Linked DNA regions of Homo sapiens: region 2 is linked to region 1. Evidence: chromatin loops called from intact Hi-C (ENCODE). Cell type or tissue: sigmoid colon. All regions are shown on one strand. Each heading gives the region's core, and the rest is flanking DNA. Links, peaks and the distances in the headings are about the cores only.

What was found. A loop is a pair of places that touch in the nucleus more often than their neighbours do. Peaks named below come from ENCODE experiments on the same cell type or tissue, not always from the same donor. Only the 100,000 strongest peaks of a DNase experiment are listed, where the experiment ranks them.
Region 2: a loop joins it to region 1, with 2.2 times the contacts of the local background. A loop is called at or near these places in 7 of 110 quality-filtered maps.

Annotation. Positions count from the first base shown.
Region 1 is chr20:58,361,157-58,371,222 of GRCh38, forward strand. It overlaps RAB22A (RAB22A, member RAS oncogene family), which reads left to right. Exons shown (of 7, transcript NM_020673.3): 7 at 1-6,351. Among named protein-coding and RNA genes, the nearest start is that of VAPB, 23 kb to the right of the region's middle. In sigmoid colon, for the core only: no CTCF peak of the experiment used is centred there; DNase peaks (open chromatin) are centred at 5,116 and 6,002; H3K4me3 peaks cover 651 bases.
Region 2 is chr20:58,238,737-58,248,802 of GRCh38, forward strand. It overlaps the pseudogene PPP4R1L. Among named protein-coding and RNA genes, the nearest start is that of ANKRD60, 15 kb to the left of the region's middle. RefSeq lists an enhancer at 2,728-3,228. In sigmoid colon, for the core only: no CTCF peak of the experiment used is centred there; no DNase peak of the experiment used is centred there.

The DNA.
Region 1 (10,066 bases), core at 1,102-9,101:
TTGGCACCCTTCCAACCTGAGTATTGTAGGGGAAGGAAATTTACAAGATTTAATAGGAAATGAAACAGCTTGAATTTCAAACTAAATTGTATTTTCAGAGCTATCCTGAAACTGAACAGCTGAAACTTTAAAAAATAATTGGTATTATTTTGTGCCCCCCACTTAATATGGATAGATTTTAATGGGAAAATTATAATTCAGATTAAATAAAAAACAATTCCCTTTTCCCTGTTGTATATCTTAAGCATTTGGAATTTTTTTTATCTTCTGAAATCATATAAAAAGAATGTCATTAGTAAAAATTCTAACTTCGTTTTGTTTAAAAGACATGTGGATGCTCCATGCCCCTAGGATTTTGCTTCCTCCCCGGTGCTAAATTAGCAAGCTCCTAGAGAAGCCATGTGATTCCCAGAGCCAGGCGCTTTACACCTAAAGTAGTTTGACTTTCTTCTGTATACATCCAGATGGATCCCAGGCATCCGGGCACCACCCTGGTGTGTCCCTAGAATTCCCACTGCTGGGCCTCTATCTCCATGACAACAAAATAAAAACAGAGGTTGCTTGACTCATTACCAAAGAGGCAAAGCATGTGCGACCCTTTCTGTCTTATTTTACCAAAAGATGGTGCAAATCTATGACCTTCACATTTTTTCCACCACACCCACCAGTAGCTGTTGGTGATTGCATGGTGTCTCGGTGCATGGGGAAAGGCAAGGTCTTCTGAGCTCATCTTAACTGGTGAGGCATCTGGATGTGTCTGATCTTACTGTGATGTTTTACTGTACCGAGCCCAATGTGGGTCCATCTCATCAGCCCTTTGCTGATTTCATGATTTCTCACCCTCCCTCCCATATGTAGGGTGTGATTCTGTTTTATTATAGCCACATGTTTTATTAACAGAATGAGTGATATGAAGCTTGTACTTATGCATTTCTCGGGCCTCTTCCCTCATTTTCATCAGTCTGTCTAAGAACTTGACTCGGCACTGTTTCTCGTGTAATATCCTTCTAATGCTTAGCAACAACAACAAAAAATTGCTCTCTCAGATCCATAATCCATACTCAGTGAAAGCAGGGAAAAAATATTTTCACTTATTTTATTTGCTTCTAAAATGCAAAGATGAATACTAAAGTCAGAAGCAGTGTTTCATTTTGAACACATTTTGGATTATTAAGCTGACTAAGCAATGATCTAATACACATTTCATATTTTCTTTATAATAATTTCTTATGGAGAAGAGGCTATATTTCAAAGGAATTGAGACATACTCCCATCTATAAACATGTTTGGTTTTCTTACGATACAGGGCCATTTTTTTAAAACTCTCAGGACTGAACAGAAGAGAAAAATTATTAATTAGCTGCTACTGTATGTTGATTCTTTTCGGAGAAATTGAAATAAGCTCTTTGCAGGCGTCCAATCCTAGAAACCAATGGTCTCCAGAACTCTCACACAAGTGTTTTTCTGATTCTATGATAACTAATTAACCATCATCTGGTGATTAAAAGAACATAAAGTAAGATTATGATTAAGTGTCCATCACCTGCCTGTCAGCCGTGGTCAGAATAAGTTTTACACGAAGCAGGTGAAAGATTTAGTTCTTTTCAAAGTAACTTATTTTCTTGTGACCCGTTTATGATGTTGTTTGAAGTCCCTGTTTCCCATTGTGTACGCACTTTCTGGATGTCTGGAAGGATCGGGACTTTTGTGTGAGAGGCTTGAGCGCCTCCTCTATGTGGGCTGGTGTCCTTCTTGAAGTTGTCAATTCCTCTTATTCTTAAATATCTAAAGGGAAAGGAAACCAACTTTAATTTCAGAACTTCTCTTTACGTCTTGTATGTATTTCTTTTCTGTTCTCAAGGAGGAAAATTGGTCTAGGAAGCCTTCTAAATTAAACTCTGGGAAATATAGTAATGAAAATATCCTTTAGCTAACTTTCCTGTAACTGTCAAACCAAAATGTCAGTATTTTTAGGGCATTGTGTTAAAATAAGCAGTTTAGATTCCGACGACACTGCACTAATTGGCATGTCAGCCTCCAGCTCAGAAAGGCATTTGCTCATGGTTACAGGCATCTTTTAGATTCTAAGAGTGAGTTACAGAATTCTTTTTGGTACTTTCACTTATTCTTTCAGAATACATCAAGGATGTGATTTATGGGCCCTTAAGAGTATAAGATATAGGTGCACAGTATGTTACTTAAGTAACGGATGAGCCCCCCTAAACATCCACGTGTCTCTGCAGGAACCTGTGTAAGTATTGTGAAAACCCTTTTCTTCCAGGGAAAAATTATTGGAAATTCCTTAACTGAGCTATACTTGGTACTTGCTCTAGAACATTTGGGAAATGACAAACTCAGGCTGGCTCTCCTCTCTAACCTCACTGGGCTATAAATGTTCCTTCTAACTCTGTAATGAAAGTTCAGTGACAAACTAGATAGTGAACCTGTGAAAGTCATTATTTACATTTGCTTTAAAGGGACAGTTTTACCGTTCAACTTCAAGAGTTTTTCTACCTCTTTAACAGTTAATATTTTTTAAAGGAAGAAATGGAATGTACCTTCAGGGGTCAAGCTGTTAACTGTATACCTGCCTCTAGTTAGCTTGGTTTATCAAAAGGATTTTTAAATGATTCAAGGTAATGTTTAGGATATTTGTTTTAACTCCTGCTGTGCTGTGATTTAAAAAAAAATAGTCTAAGAAACAAATTTATCCATGAGATAAACATCATATTTTATAGTTTTAGAAAAAAGGGTTGGGGGTGGAATTTAGCCTAGAACTTAAAGAAACAACCTCTGCGAATTTCTCTTGACAGCGGAGTTGCTTGTCTTGACTTCTAATAATATAAATCCAGGCAGTTTGATTATCCGATTTGCAAGAAACTTTAATGGAATTCTGGGGCATTTGTCCTGTTTTATGTGCAAATGAAAGTCTAAAAAATATGAGGAAGATATTACATTTTTCAGGAGCCTCCATTTTTTCAGTCTAAGAGAATGATAAGTGAGAGGCCTATTGTGATGAAGTTGCATTGGACATAATGTGGGAAGTGAATAAATAGAACCAAGAATCTTCATCTATCTCTGTTGGTCTTTCAGGATTCTCTTAGCATATAGGAAAATGATTTACCTTCCAGATCTCGAAGGACTTCCAATAGCATAGATCAGGTTTAATTTGATGGTCTATACCATCAGAAATAACTAATATCTGTTTTCTTTCCTTTTAGAGTATAATCAATTATGGATAGGCCAGAATATTTTTGGCTTCAAAACAAAAGGATTCATAAGCTTAAAAAAACAAAAATCCCAAACCTTCCATCTATCCCTTTTATTACGTTGAACATTTTAGATAGTAAGATTAAGATGTATCATTAGTATATGGTGAAATTAAAACCGTGGTGTCTAACAGATTTAACAAAAAGTGTTTAATTTACTGCAAGTTCATTTTTAGATCTGTATGGTGCCCAGTACTCCACAAAATGCATCATAATTGAAACAACAAAATTATTTTCATGAGCAAGAATTCAAGTATCAAGGCCTATCAGCCAATTAAAAGCCGTAAGATAGTAATGATTTTTTTTCTTTTTTTTTTTTTTTCTTTTTTTAGATGGAGTCTCACTCTGTCGCCCAGGCTGGTATGCAGTGGCGCGATCTCAGCTCACTGCAACCTGTCTCCTGGGTTCAAGCAGTTCTCCTGCCTCAGCCTCCTGAGTAGCTGGGATGACAGGCGTGCACCACCATACCCAGCTAATTTTTGTATTTTTAGTAGAGATGGGGTTTCACCATGTTTGCCAGGCTGGTCTCGAACTCCTGACCTCAGGTGATCTGCTTGCCTCGGCTTCGCAACATTCTGGGATTACAGACGTGAGCCACCGCGCCCAACCAGTAACGATTTTTTTAAAGGGCCTTTCTTAATTGACAGTTTTAAGCTGTAGACATTAATATTATAACAAACAAAACATGCCAGTTTTACTGATTCCGCTTTTTGCTTGATTCAGGAACTTTTCATTGTTTGGGGAAGCTTTTGAATGCAGTACTGTGGAGGAAATCATCCTTAAAATAGCATTTCACACATAGGGCCAAAATTGAAATTGTCAAGGAAACCCCTCAGCATCTAACGTCATCTTGTAGAAGAGCTGGGCATACCTCTTCCTCTAGGCCAATTCAGAGGCCACTGGCCACCCAAGTAGAGTGGGGCCCACTGGCATGAGTAGTCCCTGTGCCCATGCCCATGGTGGTGCTTGACTTTGCTTTGGGGCTTAATCCTAGTATCATTTGGCCATTAATTTTTAATTAAGTTTATACTTGAATAATCAGTTTTACTCCTGAAAAATTTTGAAGCCAGCACTGACTTTGTTTATATTCACTTACCTTGTATATGAACTTATGACATTAGAGTTTGTGAAACTGTCTTAACGTGGCTCATACACGTGATGTCAGAGGGACTGGTCAGTTCTTTACAGGGTGAATTAATCGGCAGCTGGCTAGTCAGAGCAACTGATGGGTGGCTTTTTTTTCTTTTTTTTTTTGAGACGGAGTCTCGCTCTGTCACCCAGGCTGGAGTGTAAGGGCGCGATCTCGGCTCACTGCAACCTCCGCCTCCCAGGTTCAAGCAATTCTCCTGCCTCAGCCACCTGAATAGCTAGGATTACAGGCGCCCGCCCCCACACCCGGCTAATATTTTTTGTATTTTTAGTAGAGACAGGGTTTCACCGTGTTGATCAGGCTGGTCTCGAACTCCTGACCTCACGATCCGCCCGCCTCGGCCTCCCAAAGTGCTGGGATTACAGGCGTGAGTGGTGGCCCTATTTTTAAACCATTCGTTACGCTGTGTAGACAGAGCTTTATTGCCCTGGAAAAGATTTTTTTTTTAACTCTCATGCAGTTCAGTCTTTCCATCATTTCACTTTGTGAGTCACTCACATAATTGTCAATCATTCCTCTGACCTTCTTAAGAATTTACACCTTACCGTCTCTGTGATTGAAGCAGACTTCTCGCTTTATTTCCCTTAGGCTCATTTTTCTGTGGGCTCTCCCTTAAAGACACATGGCCACAGACACCTCCTTCGCATATGTAATCTGCCTTCCCCTGCGGCCTTCCGTGGTCACAGCAACAGGGACTGCTCACCCCCTCCAGCTGGGGCTTTTCTAACAAGCACAGTCAGAAATGCGCAGGCCTGGGGTTGGGGATGAACAGAAGTTGATTAGTGGGCACAGAAATACAGTTAGATAGAAGGAATAGTTCCAGCATTCGATATTACAGTAGGGAGACTGCATTTAACAATAATTGATTGTATATTTGAAAACAGCTAGAAGAATAAGAATATTCCCAACACAAAGAAAAGATAAGCGAGGTGAAGGAAATCCCAGTTACCCTCATTCAGTCCATTACACATTCGATACAGGTATCAAAATATCATAGGCACCTCAAAGACATGTACAACTCTTAATTTAACATTTTTGAAAGAAAAAAAAACCGGCCAGAGCATTAAAACAAATAAAATAAGAAACACAGAGGCCAGTGTTAGGTGAAGAACTCCGCTGCTTCAGAAAGAGAATAGCAGCGCTCGCTTACCGTGGGAACACGGCCAGTTAACAAAATGGGTTTTGGTTTTTTGTTTTGTTTTGTTTTACCATTGGTAATAAGATAGTTAACATAAGTGGTCAGAACTTCGCTGAATTTGTAATAAAGCATTTGTTAAGCGTGTAAAAGTCCAAATTAAAAGTCTTGAAGAAAAACAGCTATGGCAATGAGCCTAGACATTTTTCAAAAAAAAAAGCTAAGCCGTCCTACCAGCAATCTCTCTTTCTCCTAAGAATGTCATGCCTTCTCAAGACCTGATGAAAGGAATAAGATATTTGTGCCTTTTTATAAAAGCATCTATTACGAAAGTAAAATTCAGTTGCTTACAGTTTTGGCCGCTTTGTAGCACTATTATAAACAGCCCAAATTTATGGCCTTGGACTTACTGCATGACACATGGCCTGGTTACCTGTCATGGAATGCTGCAGTGGTGGTTTGCCAAGCTTCTGTGGATGTTTGAAGACTTTATTTTTGCAGTCTTAACCTTGGGCTGGACCTAAGTGTATGTAAACCATATGATGCCTGTATTGTTTATAGATGCTGACAAAAGAAAACTAGACCTTTTGTTTTTTGTTGTAAGATTTTTGTTTTCATGCCTATGCTCATAGTAGATAGTTTGCAAATGAAAGTTGATTTGCCATACTTTTAAATAATATTGTTTTAGCTTGAATATTCTATAATACACTTTTATAGAGTATAACATGCTAAATCACTGTTTTGTTGTAAGAAGGGTGTAAACATTTTGTTAATAAAATGCTATGTTTACAAATATATATTTGCCTCCCAAATGGTTTCTCTTTGTGATATTACTCATCATATGTTCTTCTTAACCAAATACTCTGAAGTCATTTTTAAATGACCTTTGGATACTGAAGTACCAGAATTTTGACAGCTGTAGTGTCTGGTGAGCAGCAAGTTATTTGTACCAAGGTATCTGAAGCTTCCCAGCTTCCCATATCCTTATCTTATACAACTCCTCCCTCTCCTTGCTCTTCAGTAGTTAAGATGGGGGTTCTAGAAGCAGGTCAGCAAGGCCACCAGTGAGCACTTAGAGGGAAGTTTGCTGCCCCTGGAAGAAAGGAACGGTGCAGTGCCCTAGATTGTGGAAGAAAAGGTCTTCCCTCATCTTCCATTATTATGGGGATTTCATCAAAGATGCTAGTCTTTCCATCCCAGTGTTGACTTGAACCCTGCACCCCCAGTACTCTTCATTGCCAGCAGAAGCACTGGCTCACACACACCCGTGCTCTCTTTGCTGTTCCTCTTAGGTAGAAGCACATTTGCCTGTACAGTGTAGGTGTGCCAAAGAGTACCTACAAGTTCAAGTGAGGGAACCAGAGAGAGCAGAGAGGGCTTGAGACAAACAGGCTTGGATTTGAGTCTCATCAGAGCATCTTTCCAAGCTATGTGGCCCTAGACAAGGCCCTTAACCTCTCTGACCTGTGTTTCTTTTATCTTCACAAAGGGAAGGTAATAAGAGCTTATCCCATGTGGCTGTTCGGGTGGGATGCCTGTAGCTGTCGTTTAACACGGCATTAACAAAGCACAAACATCTCACAGGGTTTATTTCTGTAAGCCATCTCCCTGATAATCACTTTCTGATTCAGTTAAAATAACTTTGCTATAAGTCTGCTGGTTTGCTGTTTTGTTTTTTCTATGTTTTTAAGTATAAAACCTACAAAAAATGTCATGAATCTTGGGTACAGCTCAATTAAATTTCACGAAGGTTACCCACATAACCAACCCTCAGATCACAAAGTGGGACATCTGCCACACCTCAGGTGCCCCACCTTGTGCTCCTTCTCTAACATCACTGATGAGTTTTGTCTGGTTTCAACTTTATATACATACCATGTGGTTCCATATGGGTCTGGCTTCTTTCATCCAACATGGTATGTCGTATTCTCATTCATTCTCACTGCTATGTAGGATTCCACTATGTGAATAAACCACCATTTATTTATCTAGTCTATATTGATAGGCATTGGATTATTTCCAGATTTTTGCCATTATGAATGGACCACAGTGAACCTTACATACATCTCTGGTGTAAAGGCTTGTACAGGTTTCTCTTGGGCATGTGCCCGGGAGTGGAATTACTGGGTCATGAGAAATACACACACACACACACACACACATTCTCAATGTCTGTATTTGTTTTTGCTTTTGTAGATAGTTTTCTAAAATGGTGTATTTAGCTGGGCATGGTGGCTCATGCCTGTAATCCCAACACTTTGGGAGGCCGAGGTGGGTAGATCACTTGAGGTCAGGAGTTTGAGACCAGCGTGGCCAACATGGCAAAACCCCGACTCTACTAAAAATATAAAAATTAGCTAAGCATGGTGCCAGGTTCCTGTAATCCCAGGTACTTGGGAGGCTGAGGCAGGAGAAACACTTGAACCCGGGAGGCGGAGGTTGCAGTGAGCCGAGATCACACCGTTGCACTCCAGTCTGGGCAACAAGAGCAAAAGTCCATCTCTAAAACTAAAGTGGAATATCAATATAGCTCCCCCCAGCAGTGTGCAAGAATTCTAGTTGCACAGCATCCTTGCTAACACTTGATATTATTATTTTCTGCTTTTAAAGTCTGGAGATCTGCAGTCCAAGCTGTTAACAGAACTTACCTCTGAGAAGAGAGGCTTGGCCCACAGAACTGTCACCTGGTTTTCACTTTCTCCTGTATATGTACTTCTGTACTTTTAAAATTTTTACCCTGAGTATGTGTGGAATTTTTTTTTTTTGAGACGGAGTCTTGCTCTGTCGCCCAGGCTGGAGTGGCACAATCGTGGCTCACTGCAAGCTCCGCCTCCCGGGTTCACGCCATTCTCCTGCCTCAGCCTCCCAAGTAGCTGGGACTACAGGCGCCTGCCACCATGCCTGGCTAATTTTTTGTATTTTTAGTAGAGACAGTGTTTCACTGTATTATAAAGTTTCACTGTGTTAGCCAGGATGGTCTCGATCTCCTGACCTTGTGATCCGCCCACCTTGACCTCCCAAAGTGCTGGGATTACAGGTATGAGGCACCGCGCCTGGCTGGATTTTTTCTTATTAGAAAAAAAAAAATCAGGAACTCTCACACTCTAATCCTGTCTTCAAATCCTTAGTGAAAATTGGCTCAATACATACACTGAAGTTGAATTTGTCTTATTTTTCTCCTTTTAAACACACACACACACCCTATTCAATTTGGTCAGTAAAAACCTTAGAGCCAGATTTGGGGCAAGTGTGCAAAACTTTATAGCACCGCTTCATTTCATTCTGAAATTTAATACATATCTTTTCAAGCTGCCCTAAATCCTCTTGGACAATAGGGGATAGAGGGAGCATAAATAATACCCGTTAAGAAGGAGAATATGCAGGTGCCTCTCACTTGGGGAAAAAAGAGGAGAATATTAGTCTACACCCTGTCAAGATAGTACTATGGCAGAAGCCAGTCCCATTTGTTGTTGCCAAGAAAAAGGGAATCACAGCCGGGCACAGTGGCTCACGCCTGTAATCCCAGCACTTTGGGAGGCCGAGGCAGGTGGATCACCTGAGGTCAGGAGTTCGAGACCAGCCTGGCCAACATGGTGAAACCCCGTCTCTACTAAAAATACAAAAAAAATTAGCCTGGCATGGTGGCAGGCACCTGTAATCCCAGCTACTTGGGAGGCTGAGGCAGACGAATCGCTTGAACCCAGGAGGTGGAGGTTGCAGTGAGCCGAGATCGCACCATTGCACTCCAGCCTGGGGACAAGAGCGAGACTTCATCTCAAAAAAAAAAAAGAAAAAAGAAAAAGGGAATCACTACACCAAAAAGGAAGACACAAATTAGCACACACCCAAAACAAACAGGGATGTTTTAAATGCTTACACAAAACAGCCTTGCTTTATTTTTCCACAAGCATCTAGCTGCTTGCCTTGGAGCGTATAAGAACTAAATTATGGACCTAGATTTCTAAGTAACTTCAAAGTTTACTGCAGATTTTTTTTTCCATTAGAATTTAAGAAGCAGATTTCCATTGAGATGGTAAACTATAAAACACAGAGCCTTTTAAATCTGTCAGTTGTTTGGCTTATAATAATACTGGCCAAAAACATGATTCTCCACTAAAAATGTCAGTGTTGGTTGGGAAGCCAAGCATCATCAGCCTTCTAAAATTTACCCACCAGGAGTATTACTGCTTTTCATTATAACACCAGTGGAGCTTGTAAGAGAGAAGAAGGGAAAAAAGAAAGCTTTCACCTAGCACCTGGTCAAAATGAATCACTTTGTTAATTATGATCTTAATCAGACCTCTATTTGCTTATTTTTTAAATTTTAAACACAACTTTTCAGCATCTTCCAAGAAACAATTTAAAAATCCAGAGACCACATTTTGAGAAATGTGCTTGAAGATAACAGAACCTCAGATACTGCTGTTAGAGGGGTGGGAACAGACCAAGGGGGTCAGACTTCTGTTTATTAATATTCAGCCCAGAATGAAACTTCAGGCCTCTTTTAAATAA
Region 2 (10,066 bases), core at 1,474-9,473, 120 kb before region 1:
CGTGAAGGGCAGCTCTTGGTCATGTGGATGAGAGTAATTAGTTTCTCTAGGTCATTTTTAAACTCTTATTTTTTATATTCATCGTTCGTTTGGGGGGGAGGGGGGGAAGCCAGAAGGGAAGCAGCAGCGACTTGCAGAAAAAGTGCTTCATGCAGAACAGAGGTTGGACTTCAGCCCAGGCTCTTCCCCTGGGTGACTTCTGGGCAAGTCAGGTCACTACCTGGGGGCCTTGATTTCTTCTTTTGCAAAGAGTGTGCTAGGCTTTGTGTCTACCATCTTCCACAGAATTAAAACTCTAATGGACAGGAAAATGAGGAGAAAAAAGTTTAAAATATTTACCCATCACTGAAAGAACATCCACTTTAAGATTATGGATGGTACATTTCAGCTAAAGAAAGCTAAAAACTGCATTGTTTTTTTCACTGACACCATAGACATCCAGGGCTTCACAAATTTGATTCGGAGAGAGGAGGCTTGTTTTTTGCTTTTAACCCTTCTTCCTACCTTTAGAAAATCATACAGGTGTCTAAGAACTCCTATTCGCACTTCATCCAGATCCTTTAAAAATCCATTGAAGATAGGCACCAGGTCAGCTGCTGTTAACTGATCCCCAAGAATCACAGCCAGCTCGTGAATGGAGAAGGCTAGGGCTCGCCGTACCTTCCACTAGGGGTGCATAGCAGACACACGAATCACGACAAGCAAGTGCAATTCAACCTCTTCCGTATCTTACATGGCATTTTTGGAGCAAAATGAATACTGCCAGGTGTTGGCCACTTAAAGCTTTATTTCATCAGAGACCAGTAAACATGCCAATTTGCATCCACATAAAATTCAGGCCAATAAGCCTTGCTGCAGCTTCCCTTTTCTCCCTAATGAATGACCCACCCTCTTTCTGCACGTGCCTCTGGAAAGGCTTTTACCTGTACATCAGAAGCCAGTGTTTCATATGTATCTTTCAGGCAGTGCCAATTTTGCCTGCCCAGGGTCAGTGCCACCCCTGGGAGGCTGTAGGCACAGTGTTTGGCTATGTCAGTATCGACAGTCTGGGCTCGAGCTGGGTCAGTCATGGACACATACTGATCTAGCAGCGGCTGAGGTATTACATCCTGGGAAATGAGAGAGAAAGGAGGCCATCGTGAATGCAGGAAAATACTCATGAAAAACAAGGAGTTTGGAGTTTAGAGGTGAAAACAATAAAGCAGAAATGTGAGAGGAACATGAGGCCTTCCTAAAGCCAAAGGGCTTCAGATTGCCAACTCTGTTTTCTCCAGAGAGTGGGTTTTCAATTTTGCTTGAAGTGAAAGCAACACCCAAAACTCATCTTCTTAAGATTGGCACAATATTTGATATCATAGAGGACAGTCTAGACAGCAATGTCTGCTTAGGCTGGTACATCCAGCTCTTGAGAATGGAGACTGCCTTCTCTTTTCTTACAACTGCCCCAAGAACCTAGCACCTGAGACCTTATACTCTGATAATCACGTCTATGTTTGACTGTGCTTGACTGAGATAGAACTCAATCAAATCAGTGTTAGATGTCTTATTTTTTTCTCATATTAGTTTGCTTTATTGAAAACACTATTATAGATTGTTCAGAAGCTTAAACACTACCTTACAATTAATTTTTTACAATTAGCAACACGAAATATGAATTAAAATATGTAATCAATATTGATAGAAGAAAAAATATTTGGTTCCAATTCTTAAAGTTAACTTTAAGAAAATACACAGTTTTGAGTTGCCTCCCCGCCCCCCCGCCCCCGAAAGAAACGAACCTGTAATTTAGATTTATTCTCTTCAAGTGGGGTGGGATCCTGCCTCTGGTCAGTCTCCAGATGGTCACTGGTTCCATTTCTGGGTCCACCTGGATCCTACAGAGTTGATTGGACATGTTACCAATTTGCTCCAAAGGAAGCAGCTGTCCTGTCACTTCCCCTTCAAAGAGTCCTTTTTCAATGCCAGAAATTACTTCTGTAAGCCAAGGCAAAAGCTTTCCTTGAAGTCAATGGTATCTTTCCAGATGTTAAAAATTACATTTGCACAGTTACATATGATACTGTATAAACCAGTTCTTTTAAGTGCAAAGGAAAATTGATTTCATACATTTTAATTTCAAGACTGCTGGAGGTCCTTACAGAAATACAAAGGCTAAAGTGAAAGCACTGAGGAGCAACCCTGTGAGTTTGCATCCACTATTCCTTATGCCCTAGGGACTCCCTGGTATGGCTAACCAACACCTTTAAGTAATATTCACATGTTTAAGGCACAGACTACTCCAGAAGGGTGAGGTTTGCAAGAAGTGGTAGAGCCAGCACCTCCAGCATTTCTTGGTAATCAGGGATTGCAGCAATGGTGGGTCCCTGAAAGAGGATGGGGGCTGGGGAACCCAATGAATCTGAGAGAAAAGATGTGGCTGATACAGGAGTATTTAATCAGAAAATTGTCCTAGATTTTCACAGGTACAAACACTCCTGATGTTCGCTGATAAACCTTTACATTAGGTAAACAATTAAAATGAACAAGAACATTCAATGGTGACATTTTGGTCTCTGATCGTTGATTAACATTAACTGAGATGGACCTGACCTTCTCCTTCAACCATAACATGGATTTCCAAGTTGCACTTGAAATGTCATACTGTCTACCAGCTTAATGGATTCTGACAAATCAGCTCAATGTATGATCCAGGAAAGTCGATTAACACACCGATAGATGCTTCGTTTGCTCTGAGGCGCGCCACCAGAACCTTCAATTCCCAAGGTTTTCACTGATATGTACTATTTATTTTAACAGAGGACATGATAAAACAGAAATATTTTGGTATAAAAACCTAAGACCTCAATTTCTTGTGGTCTTATTATTAATAAATTCACATATAGTAACAAGATGTGTCATTAGAATCACTATTATCCCTTTAGAAATTAATTTTATTCCAAAGTCTTCAGTGCAAGCATATGTGCAGCACTTAATCCAGGAGCCAAATCAAGGCTTAAGCAAATCACCACAAGTCATGGCACCTCCAGAAGGTATTGTGAGTTCCCCAAACCCCAGTGGGACACCATGCTGGCTGGCTACCTGTGCACCCACCACTCAGCATCCAGCAGCCTTCTTTCTAGCAGGATCCCGACTCAGGGGGCTCCCATGTTTCTGCCCAGTTCACCATGCTCAACCCATGAATGCACACCGTGACTGTGGCCAGGAAGAGGGAGGCAGAAGGAGAGGGCAGGGAGGTGGTTTCCCGCCTGGGGTGTCCTTGTTCTTCAAAAGAGACAAGTGGGAAGACACAGGCCCCGCCTTCCACTGGGCATTTCATGCTGACAAAAGCCACCACAGCAGAGGGGAAGGGTGGACAGATCAGCACCAAAGGTATGGAGTCTAGCAGCCCAGAAGCTGCCCAACCACAGCACTTCTTCCTCTTGTCTTGTGCAAGAGAACATTTTCCTCATGGTTCTTGGAGTTTTTTATTTCCTCTCCCTTCTTTTGCGACAGGAAGCATCCTAATTAATCCCACTAGGATCTTGGAGTCAAGCCGCAAATTCAAGGGCTCTGCCCTCCCACACCATAAAACAGGCTCCATTACACAAACCCTTTTAAAGCTGCAACTCAAAAGCCCCAGCCTGGAGGAATCTGTTCTTTTTTTTTTTTTTCACCTCTATGATAAAGAAGTCCAAATACTATCACATCCCCACCAAGGTAAATGTGGTCACACCCTTCTACTTAACACTTGCAACTTTTGCACTCTAGGTAACAAGGTTGACAATAATGAGCTTTCTTGCTAATTTTTTTAGCAACAAACCAGCAGAAGAGGATATCACCCCATTTCTTATTAATCACAGATAACCAACTCCTACACATTTTATGTTTGAGTTCTAAAATGTTTTATTTTGCTTTATTAGAGCAGGCCTAAGGGGTAAGGGAGGTGTTAATCACTGAAATCAAGTTCTAAACTGTATGAATAGAGAAACAACTGGTATTTAGGCCCTGGAGACCATGAGATTGAAGAGATTATCCATCATGGCACATGATAATGACACGGTGCTATCCCAATGACTGTATGACCACAGACTCCTCCCTCATTTTAATCCTCCATTCTGCCCCCCTACCTGTGGAAGACCCCAACTTAAAGTGGTCCAAGTGGAAGCTTAGTAGAAACTAGGACAGCTCAAGAACCTCCAGCTACAAGGGGTTGACCCAAGCTCCTGGAGAAACCTGAAGAAATAAATCATGGGCCCCTCTTCACTCCAGCTTTGGGGCCGTGGTCTCACAAGGGGCTGGTTCCACCCACAGGAGGAAGGGGGTCACTGGTGCTTTTTCAAAAGAAAGAGAAACAGCATGCCAGGACCAGCACTGGAGCATCCACGTATGCCAGAGCGCCTACCAAATGGGCGGCTGGTGTGACAGCTGCTCTGGGAGGCCTCGTCCACTTGAAATTCCAGGAACTGCCTGAATTCACCCTCCACTATTATTAAAAGATGTTGATGTCTGTTAGCAGTGACACAGAGCATTTACATGGTTAACCTCCCCAAAGAAGAAGTTCTTGTCATCTCTGGAGAAGAGGGAAGGTACTTTCTGGTGCCCACCCGTCTTCGTGGGAGCGCGTCGGCACTATCAATCACCTGATTGATTGGTTGTCTAGTTATCCAAAACATGACCTTAAGAATAAAATGAAATTTGCCATTTATCATCTCTGCTGGGATATATTAATAAGAGAAAATGCTGCTTTGTGATTTCTGTCACATCCTCGGTGGCTGAGGGATACGGCAAATACTTACTGGGCTTTGTAATATCCTGGCCACAAAGAGCTCATCCTGAGATGATGAGGCCGCCAGAGCGATCTGATTGTCAGAGGCAGAGCTGGGATGTGAAATGGACACTTCCTTTAGGCCTGCTGTTGGCTTGCTCTCAGCTTCATTCACGCAGTCGAGCTGTGCAGCTCTCAGTGCAGCGGATAATACCTGAACTTGAGCTGGAGGAAGAGAAGTTTCAAGAAATTTAACAACTTTATTTGGTTTGTGGGGGTTTACTTCAGAGAAGTCTTCAAAACAACATAGTCTGCACTAAGCTACATGGTGTGGGTGTACTACACTGACACGTATCTGTTCTGAAGTGACAATGCTCTGGAGTCTCAAGCTCTCGGCAAGGTGGTGATATTTCCGGCCACTAACAATTAACTACTTCAACTAAATGCCAGCCATGCACAGAACATCAAACCTGAACTTGAAAAGTCTCAATTCGGAAAAACCCAAGTGACTCCACCATGTTTCACAGAAAGACAGCATGGTATCACTGAACAAGGATGACTGGGAGGTCCAACAACTCAGTGAAGGGTATCCTGCTCCCCCATTTATAAAGCAGGATGGCTACCTGCTCACATACACATACATACATGTGCACACACACACCCATGCATGAATACATCCATTTACACACAGATGAGTAATGCTCTCACTCACCAAGCCCCAAAGGCTGCCCATTCTTTCTGTCCAGAGTATGACAGTTTGAGACTATCTAAACAGTAAAGATAACATATTTCACATACCTTTCTGTAAAAATAAACGAATGTTTTAGTATCCTCAACCTCCCAAAAGACACACACACACACACACACACACACACACATATTACTTCCTGCATCCTGCTTCTATTAATTAAATTTCGTGGACTCCAACATTCATCAAAACACTGAGAGCTTGTAGCTGGCTCTGCGCTGTGCCCAGGACAGGTCCCACCGCTCCAGTGCTACACACCAGGCCCTTCCCAATGGCCTGAGTGACATCTCCTGCCTGCCGTGGCCAGTTCACAAATAAAATGCATCACTTATTTCTAGATCTTCGGGGATCATAGATCCCTTTGAGCTCTGAAGAAAGCTATGGGCCTTGTCTTACAAAGAAATTAAGTATGCACAAACATGCAAGATTTTACAAATAATGATTTCAGGGAACTGAAAGAACCTTCTGAAACTCATCCCCTGACTTCTCTGAATGGTGGGTTCTCAGCCAATCTCTAAAGCCCAGGCCAAATGTCACCTGCTATGTAAGGTCTCTCCCAGACATTTCCTCTACACATCGCATCCCCTCCGTTCCGAGCCCTCGCCATGCCCCACAGGGTGGCTGCCTGCACAATCCCCTTAACCATATCACAAGGGCCTCAGGGGCCACAGTCATCACTGCCCAGCCCCCAGTCCAGGTCTTACACTGGGGATTAAGGCAGCTCAGTAATGTGTTTTCCAAAAACAGACCTTTGTCTCTAGCTATTAGAAGTGATATGTTACGTGTGCCCATTCCTTCAGCAAACATTGATTTAATTTCCTTCATAAATTTAAGGATAAAGAATAATCACAGGGCTAACTGAATTTTCATAGTTCCCTTCCCGAAAGCTTCACAAATCTCTGCCCAGCAACAGCAGCAAGTGATGTTTTTTTCCAATTTCTCCAATGCAAGGAAGAATACAAATATAGCACTGTGCAGAGAAGGAAGATCATGATAATGGGATATGGATTGCAAGGTCCAGATCCCTGATCAGATGCTCAGTGGGAGCACGAGTCATAAAATGAAAAATACCCCAAAGCAGTAGTTGTGCTTTTCCTTCCTGTACAAAGACAAGAACCTTAAAGTTTAGCTAAGGGCTGCGTTAATAGGCTCCAAAAGGAGGCCACCCTTGGCTGTTCGTAACTAGAAAGGGCATTCTATGTGGGAGATGATGTAAGAGTGTGTCTAAGGAGCTAATAAAATTTCCCCTGCCACAGACATGCCCACAAACTATCCACTTTCCTATCAGAACTGACTTCAGACTCTGTGCACGTCCATCTGCAAAATCAGAAAGCAAAATCATTGCATAGGTACCTGCACAGAGGTATTTCTGACTTTTCGAGCTGTACTGAGACTGAACAAGTCTCTCCTCTCAATGGGTATACAGTGTAAATGAATACAGGTCCACACGCACATGCGTCAGTACACATGCCTGGGGAAGAAGGAAGTGGCGAAATGCAACACACGACACAGAAACATCCCATCTTCTCTTTAATGACAATGAACAACATTTACCTTGAACATCTGGATCATTCATCAGATGCTCCTGCAAGCTACCAAGGACTTTCTGAATCTCACTCCGGGCCACACAGCTGTTGTGCACAACCCCAGGTCTGCTGCAGTCGTCCTCCTGAGGCCCAGCCTCACTCAGAAGCAGCTCTAAGTCCTTGCTTATGTCAGGGAGAGGAGTTCACCAATAAAGAAAATGACTGAACACATCCTCAGTGTTCCCTGGGCAGGCCCAGGAATCTGATCCAGGGTAGCTGCTGATGGGGAGGTCATTCATGTCAGAAAGCTTTGAGCAGGCGCTGGTCTCTGGGGAAACCCTGGTCCACTCAGCTCCAGCCGACACACAGCTTTCCACAGGGCTTTCCGCTGGGCCGTCAGAGGAGCTACTGCTGTGTGGGCAATCACTGGTTTTCGCTGAGGTCCCTTCCACAGGTAGCTCTGGCTCGCTCCGCACAGGCTTTGCTGAACGAGTTAAACTGAGGGAAGCAAACTTTTAATACTGTGTAACAGACTGAAAGCCACAGGGAAAAACATGAGAACCACATCCTCACCCAGTCCTCTACTTCCTAGCTGACCACTGGCCCCTCTTTGTGTCTCCTGGTGTCAGCTGACTAAAATCTCACGAGAGGATAAGAGGTTTGTCAACCCCCACTGCCCCGCCGGGAGTATGATGGGCACTGAAAACACCACTTGAAAGTTCAGCCGTTCTCTCCACTATACTCCAGGGCTGAGCCGGCCTGGACTTCCGCTGGAGCACCTTCGGTACATTTCATCCATTTCCTGCTCATGAGTACCTCCACCAGAGGGCAGGCATTAGAAAACAAAAGGCGCTGAAACTGGTAAGAGGTGGCTATTTGTTAACCACTTTGAGGTCTTGAGGAAGACACTGCCCATGGGCCTGCCATACAGCAGGAGCTCAATGAACTCTGATGGAAGTGGGATGGAGGGAGGATGGGCCAACCTCGGAAGGATTTGTATTCTGTGAGGCATCAGTTACCCACTCTCACATGCCTGCACGCTAGCGACAATGGAGAGACATTTACAAACGACCTCAAATAGGATGGCTGGTGTATACGCATCAGCCTCAGAGGAAAGACATGACAAAGCCAAGATCCAGCGCCATATTAGCAAACACTGGAGGGTCTACCGCTGTTGGTCAGGAGTGTCGCCTTTATGTACATGTAACCCAACCTCCAAAAAAGTACATTTGGGAGACTTCACATTTTTCCCTAAGTAAATTACCCAGAGAACTTCATTCATCAAAAAGTAAGAGAAAATGTTCTTTATAGGTTATTTAATCACTAATCTCAATGAATATTTTATCTAAATTTAGGAGACATAGTAGCTTCATTATTTATAACCCAGTAGTCATGTTTCAAAATCATTATTGCAATTACTTTTTGCTTCTTTACATAATTAAAGCTCTAATATTCCATCTTGCCCAGAAGGTCACTACTAAAACTCGAGACAAGATAATTGCTGAAATTTTAGGTGGGTGCTTAAGGTACATCGAGGGTCCTGGTGGTGACCCTAGCCAGAGCATACCTGGCAGGGGAAGTGTTACCACCACTGCTGGGAGCAGGGGAGCCAGAGGCAAAACCAGAGTCCAAATCCTGGGTGAGTGGCCAGATGCTCAGGGCGCCATCCTCTCGAAGATAAAGGCCAGCCCTGGAGGGGTTTGCAAAGGTGGAAGTGAAGGGGCCGAGGGACTGGAAGGCAGCCTGGTGCACCTGGAACCAGAAAGAACAGTGCAGTGAATGAACGCAGCATCGGCCAGCGGCGGTGGCCAGGACTGAGCCCAGGCTGAAACAGATAGTTGGACACCACACAAGCTACTCTCCACCACATTACATCTATGGAGATTTATTGCTTTCTAAATCATTCCCTAAATTCCAAATACTATTATTCAACAGAAAGTAAGGAAAAATTTAGCCCCATTATACTGTTTTCATTCTTCCAGAATATTAATTTTATATGAATAATACATTTTATATCAAGTATTTGAACAGGCCTTATTAATCATTACAGACATGTTTATGATAGCAACAGAAAAGGTAACAGTTCAGTTACATAGTTTTTTCTTTCTCAATTATGATTTTCATGATATTCGTTCACTATAAATGGTACGGTGTACCTCACCTTCTTAACTCACCCCAAGCTTTTGAGATTTTAGTTTCCCTGAGACCTCACAAGGTCTAAATGTGATTATGGCAATCAGTAACTGAAGGGACAAAATACAAAGTTACAAGCCCAGAAGTGAATCCCAGCCTGGAAGCCAGACGTAGCTGTTCAGTTGGTCAACAGAGGCTGGTGTCTGGACAGGGCTGCTGGCACTCACCCATCGGCAGGGGTCGCTGACAAGTCTGATGAAGAGCGGGAAGAGCTGGGTTCTGCGGACCCCAGGGGAGGAGCTGTGCGACACAGCCGTGAAGCATTCTGCACAGGCTTTCCGCATGCCCCAAACAGCATCAGAGCAGAGCTCAAAGAACTTTGGGATCTGCCAAAACAAACAAAAGAGTGCTACTCCAATCGGAGACTCTGAGGAAGAGCAGAACCTGTTTTTTTTATTTATTTATTTATTTATTTATTTATTTATTTATTTATTTATTTATTTTTGTGAGACAGAGTCTCACTCTGTTGCCCAGGCTGGAGTGCAGTGGCGCGATCTCGGCTCACTGAAACCTCCGCCTCCCAGGTTCAAGCGATTCCTGTGCCTTAGCCTCCCGAGTAGCTGGGATTACAGGCATGTGCCACCACATCCGGCTAATTTTTTTGTACGTTTAGTAGAGATGGAGTTTCTCCACATTGGCCAGGCTAGTCTCAAACTTCTGGCCTCAAGTGACCAGCCCACCTTGGCCTCCCAAAGTGCTGGAACCTATTTTAATGAAGCAGTGAAGGCATATGCAGAAATTAATGACAAGGAAAAGGAAAATACATACTGGTCTAAAAGGAATCATTTGAAACAAACAGATATTATGAGAAGTGGAAGAAATAAACATTTCTTTTACCTCCTAATTTTAGTAAAT